2 separate regions of the Homo sapiens genome follow, and region 2 is linked to region 1. Evidence: chromatin contacts called from ENCODE Hi-C or POLR2A ChIA-PET data. All regions are on one chromosome and are shown on one strand. Each heading gives the region's core, a stretch centred on a gene start or an enhancer-like site at or near the end of the contact. The rest is flanking DNA. Distances are from core to core; before and after follow the strand shown.

Region 1 (3,130 bases), core at 490-2,989:
GTGGAGAAACAGCCATTGAGAAATTAAGTGCCTCACCCAAGGTGACATATCTAGTTAGTTGTAAAACTGGAAATAGAGCCCCAAAGCCATGTCCTCATCCCCACACCATGCTGCCTCCAAAATACAATGTTGAAGAATGGCAACAAATACTGTTATTATCACAGATGCTAGTCTAAACACCACTACACAGTGAGGACAAAGGCATAACATATTTTAAATTCTTTTTTTGTACACAAAAAGGGAAGAAGAATAAACAAAGAGAAATTCCCTAGAGATGAATGGCCCAGAGAACACAAATAAACTTGAATGTGTTATCAAAATGGCAGCCAACTGGTTTCCATTGTGTTTGCCTCTAGTAGTTAAGTGTGAAACACTGACTAGCACATACAATAGGCAATGAGATTTCCCATTTTATTTCTGAGACTCATTGTATTTCTTACTTTCTACATTGAGTAGTTGAAGTCACAACGGAAGGAAAGTAAAGTCTTAAGAATAGAAAGTTACAGAGCTGACTGGAAATTTATAATTCAGTTCCAAAATGTTGGAAGTATAGAGATGTTTTGTACATATTGCAGGGTCTACTCTGATCCCTTTGGCAGCAGAAACATAAGGCTTCCAAATAGTTCTAAACAAATGTGCTTGAATTTAGAGACTTTTTGAAAACCCTGTACTTCTTGGCTTGGAGCTAATGTTTATATCTTGCTTACTTTGTGCTGGGAACTGTTCTAAGAGCTTTTCAAATATTAACTCAAATATTAACCCTTTCAACAACCCTATTCAGCAGGCAGTATTATTATTATTCTACATTATAATTTAGATTACTTGGATCATTACATAGCTGAGGATTTCACACAGAGAGGTTAGGTAACTTCCCCAAGATCATGCAGGTGGTTTATGGTAGAACTGGATTTTAAACTGAAGCAGTTGGTTCCACACTCTATGCTCTTAACTACTACCCTAGAGACCCTGCTAAGTAAACCTACCTCTCAGGGATACTTTAAAAAACAAAACAAAACAAAAACAAAAATAAAAACAAACAAACAAAAAACTTTGGTTTTAATGTGATTTTAAAATATGTGTCTAAAGTAGAAGCTGGTGGTTACATCAGTAAAACGTTGATGCTTTCTTCTAAAAAATAAAAATAAGGGACAATTTTGATAGCTTTGGAGAGTCCCTGTGATTAGAGACCATGTGGACTAAATCATTCAACCCATATTTTTCGTATTACTCTGCAGCAGTGGTTCTCAAGAGGTTTGGGGGGACGGCGCAGATTTTGCTCCACAGGGGACATTTGGCAAAGCCCGGAAACATTTTCCACTGCAGCAATTTGGGGGGTGGGGGGTGCTCCTGGCGTCCAGTAGGCCGAGGCCAGGGCTGCTGCTAAACATCCCACAATACATAAGACAGCCCACACCTAAAGAATGATCTGGCCCCAAATGTCAAAAGAGCTGAGGTCGAAAATCCCTGTCCTATGAGAATAAGAATTTAAATTCTGGTAGAATTTATCTACTAGTTAACACACTAGTACTAGTTAGGAATATACACAAGGAACACAGACTAGACGAGAGGGTGCTAGATGTTAGTGGTGACAGACCAGTGGACAAATAGTTACAAAACTATGAGGAATGTGCTGGAACAAAGACTGTGCAGGGTGCTGAGAGGTACCTGGGACGGACAGGCACAAACTCAGCCTTCTCAGTGACGCTGGGGCTGAGTATTCTAGACTGAGGCGGCTGAGTTCACCAACAGATAAGAGCCTGCAGAGCAGAGGAAAGGGCAGCCTGGGTTTGTTTTGTTTGCCGTTGTTTTATTTGGCTGCTAACTCCTAGAAATCTTTTTCGCTCTGGCTGGCCTTAGCGCCTGCCTTCTGTCTTGTCTCTAAGACTTTCCTCTTTTCATCCTTAAGGAGTCCAGTGGAAACTTTTGGAAAACCCAAGTTCAAGCTGAACCAGAATTGTGAATTTTTCAATGCAGAAGATCTCCATGGAGGGTAGAAAGACTCAGCAAACCGCGTTCAAAAGCAAATGATCTTTTAAACTTGTTCGATCCTAGATTAGGACACAGAGTATTCAGATTGCAGAAAGTGGCAGGGTGATGTGAAAGCTCTGATTTATCTGGGACCATTAAAAGCTTTAAGGGAGCAAAATAGAGCATCAAGGTAAAGAGCTAAATGGTAACAACAAGAGAAGCTTCTCCATTCCTTCCAATCAGTTTTATAAATCAAATGGATGAAAAGATTACTAAATCCTCTGGAGCTAAATGTTCTCCATTATTCTATTTGTTTTTCAGCCTCCAAAGGGGAGACGTTAAGCCAAAGGGTTTTAGAGTCTAAGCTGCAGATGGAATGTGAACAGGCATGTGACTAACCCGCCTGTCATCACAATGACCTGCTTTGGTTGTTGTTATTGTCGTAAACATGACATCCTCTTCAGCAGAAGTTTACATTTTTAGAGGGAAGTTTTGGGGTTCCAAGTTTTCTCTGAATCCTCATTTTTTACAGAAATAGAGGAGAGGTAATTTGCCACATGGGTCCCCCCAAAACCAAGGTGATCTTTCAAACCTTTATTCCCAAAGTTCAATTTCAAAGCCAGAACGGTGCAGGAGCATATACCTTTGAGGAAAGCGGGAGTTTGTTCTAATCAAATTGAATTTGTCATTTTTGTGAAACCTTGGGTTTCCCTTGTTTTAGTTACTTTTTTGAGCGTTGAAATGGAGGGGTTTGGTGATAAGGCTGGGAGAGAGAAAGAGTCATCATCCATTCATCACATTGCCCCCACTGCTGAGAGTTTTGGTCAATGTTGTTCATTTTTAGTTTGTACATACAAAGTGGCTCATGCAAATAGATTGCTGATGGAAAATAGCATCTTCTTCATGGGCAAAGGAGGCATCAAAACCATAAGCTTGAGAGTCTTTCTGCTTTTTCCTGGAATTAGTTCTGGATCCCTCAGAGAAAACAGTGGGCTACAAGGACCTACCTGTCCACTGCATATAATATATCCAGAAAACAGTTCCACAAAACAGGAATTGGTTCAGAATTTTGCATTGTGTACACTCAGATTGATGTTCTGTCTCCTTTTAATATAGGGAAAGTTTGTTCCCAACTATGAGTAAAAGTTTTTAAAATGAGATC
Region 2 (3,103 bases), core at 100-2,599, 310 kb before region 1:
TAAAAAAAAAATACAAAAATTAGCTGGGCATGGTGGCGGGCACCTGTAATCCCAACAACTCAGGAGGCTGAGGCGGGAGAATCGCTTGAAATCAGAAGGCAGAGGTTGCAGTGAGCCGAGATCGCACCACTGCACTCCAGCCTAGGTAACAAGAGAGAAACTCCATCTCAAAAAAAAAACCAAAAAATCTATCTACAGAATTCAGTTCTTGAACTCAGAGAACTTGTGTTTCTGCTCCTGTTTTGTAACATGCATCTGCTATGTTTTGAATGTGTCCCTCAAAGTTTGTGTATTGGAAACTTAATCCTCAGTGCAAGTGTTGTGAGGTGGGGCCTAATAAGAGATGATTAGGTCATGAGGGCTCTGCCCTTGTGAATGAATTAATGTCATTATCATGGGAGTGGTTTAGTTATCTTGAGAGTTGGTTTGTTATTAAAGTGAGTTTGGCCCCCTCTTGCTCTGTGGCTCTTGTTCTCCTTTGCTCTTCCACCTTCTCCCATGGGATGATGCAGCACGAAGTCCCTTGCCAAATGCTGATGCCATGCTCTTGGACTTCCCAGCTTCCTGAACCAAACCACGAGCCAAATAAATTTCTATTCATTATAAATTACCCTGTCTATGGTATTCTGTTATAGCAACACAAAACAGACTAAGCAAATGTCTTTTAATCCCCAAGTTTTCTCATTCTTGGAGGTATCTAGCAGTGTGCCATTAAATGTTTAGTAACTGGTACTCAAGAAATAAACAACGGAAACAACAAAACAAATAAACGGACTATGTAGCCTTTGCCAATTCTCATGGTATAAACGCTCACACTGTGGATGATTTCAAGCTACTAACATAATGTGACTGCTGAGCTGTGCAGAGATGCACAATTGGCTCTCATGAGTGGGTAGGATCTGGCTCCATCACACTGGGTGTAGCCAAAAGAACACTAAACAGAATTAAGAAGACTTGGGACAGTGTCTCATCTGTAAAATGTGCATAAAATAACAGCTCAGATTACCTCATGGGGATATGTAGTCACTTTCAAGTGGAAATACTAAAGAAAAACTGTAAAGAACTTTGAAAATATTTATACAAATATAAATATAATCATTACAATCCTTGGAGAGCCCCAAATTGCTCAATACCCAAAAGTTTTTTTAAAAAAATGACTTGGACTGCATTAGTTACTGCTTTTAAAAATGTGTTTTGCATCTTCTGGTCATAAAAGATTCAAACTATGTGAAAAGAGCCAACAGCCCATTTGACTTTAAGTTCAGAACAATGAACTCATCAGAGTTATTTTTACATGTACTGTAGTTTGGCCTAGAGCCACTGGTCACAAGAAAGCATGAGTGTGTTCTGGGCAGCATTTCTGCTTAAGCAGCTTCAAGACAACACCTCCAAGACAAGGAGATTCCCTTTGCAAATCTCCTTGAGGCCTTTTCACGGTTTACAGAATTTTAACTAATTAATGTTTAACTTGGTTTTGTAAACAATATTACACAAAGAGAAACCCTCTTAATAGAGACATACTCTCTAGAAGTGTCTTTTTAGAAGAGTGCTGTCCAATGAAATATACTGTGAGCCATACATGTAATTTTTTTTTTTTTAAGACAGTCTGGCTCTGTTGCCCAGGCTGGAGTGCGGTGGCACAATCTGGGCTCACTGCAACCTCTGCCCCCTGGGTTCAAGTGCTTCTCCTGCATCAGCCTCCCAAGTAGCTGGGATTACAGGTGTGTGCCAACACATTTTTGTATTTTTGGTAGAGACAGGGTTTCACCGTGTTGGCCAGGCTGGCCTCAAACTCCTGACCTCAGGTGATCCACCCGCCTTGGCCTCCCGAAGTGCGGGGATTACAGGCGTGAGCCAGTGTGCCCGGCCATGCATGTAATTTTATTTGTTTAATAGCCACATTAAAAGATGTAAAACAAATGGGTAAAATTAATTTTAATAATATCTTTCATTTAACCCAATATATCTAGAATATTTCATTTAACCCAATATATCTGGAATATTATTTCAACATGTAATCAGCAGCAGGCATCCCTTACCTGGCCACCCCCACCCTTTCCCTCAAACTGCCTTTGAAAAATCTCTACTAAAAATACAAAAAATTAGCCGGGCGTGGTGGCAGGCGCCTGTAGTCCCAGCTACTCGGGAGGCCGAGGCAGGAGAATGGCATGAACCCAGGAGGCGGAGCTTGCAGTGAGCTGAGATCGCGCCACGGCACTCCAGCCTGGGCGACAGAGCAAGACTCTGTCTCGAAAAAAAAAAAAAGAAGAAAAAAAGAAAAATCCCTAACCTACAAGCTTTGGAAAAGAATGATTTGAGTACTAACTCTGCATCCCACGTGGCGTGCCCAGCTTTGTGTCTATTAAACTCTCTACTACACGCCATGGTCTTTCTTATTGCAGTGGGTAAGAAGAACCCCTTGGGTAGTTCTTCTTCTACCCCTTGGGTAGAATAATCTCTTGATTCCAAGAAAACCCAATGTTTAAGGAAACTCTTTTATTCTGACTACAGGAGCTTTTGTTATGGGAATTGACTATGCAGGGAAAACTCTCTCTAACTTTTCCTTTTCCATTATCCATTAATTGGGTTGTCAGGGCAATCTAGATTGAGTGTGCCTATAATTTGTAGGATGACCAACCATTCTTATTTGCCCAGGACTGAGGGTTGTCCCAGTACATGGACTTCGGTGCTAAAACTGGGAGAGTCCCAAGCAACCTGGGACGAATTCATCACCGTAAATTTAGAGAAAATGTTTTAAGCACTCCTGGGAGCGCCTATGTGGTGTGTCCTTACAGCAAATATTTGGGTAACAATCTCAAGATTGCTTAAACTCTCCATGCCTCAGTTTCCTTCCTGGCCTCAGTTCCCATATTGGTAAATAAGGATCATAAATATAACCTATCTCATAGGGTTACTGTGAAGATTTGACGTATATTTAAGGTGTCTAGAGATATGTAAGTTGCTTTAAACAGACTTGGCAGATAGTGCTCAGTTGATGTTTATTATTAGATTTTTTATTTGTTTCTCGAGGTCAGGATGCACATCTGATATCTCGGCATCACCCCTTCCCCAAAATGCTTAATACGCTGCCATAAGTAGAATA

What was found. Hi-C counts contacts between places; a loop is a spot of excess contacts on that map. ChIA-PET counts read pairs that join two places held with the same protein, here RNA polymerase II (POLR2A). Pooled maps may share reads with other maps.
Region 2: a loop to region 1 is called in a pooled map, with 2.3 times the contacts of the local background. The contact joins two enhancer-like sites. A Hi-C loop is called at or near these places in 3 of 50 pooled maps. POLR2A ChIA-PET finds 5 or more read pairs at or near these places in 2 of 52 experiments (AG04450 and Panc1).

Annotation. Positions count from the first base shown.
Region 1 is chrX:13,118,825-13,121,954 of GRCh38, reverse strand. No RefSeq gene overlaps it. Among named protein-coding and RNA genes, the nearest start is that of FAM9C, 76 kb to the right of the region's middle. Within about 2 kb of position 1,739, at least 14 of the 41 ENCODE cell types and tissues checked have a DNase peak (open chromatin) inside an H3K27ac peak, as active enhancers do.
Region 2 is chrX:13,430,782-13,433,884 of GRCh38, reverse strand. No RefSeq gene overlaps it. Among named protein-coding and RNA genes, the nearest start is that of LINC01203, 97 kb to the right of the region's middle. Within about 2 kb of position 1,349, at least 9 of the 41 ENCODE cell types and tissues checked have a DNase peak (open chromatin) inside an H3K27ac peak, as active enhancers do.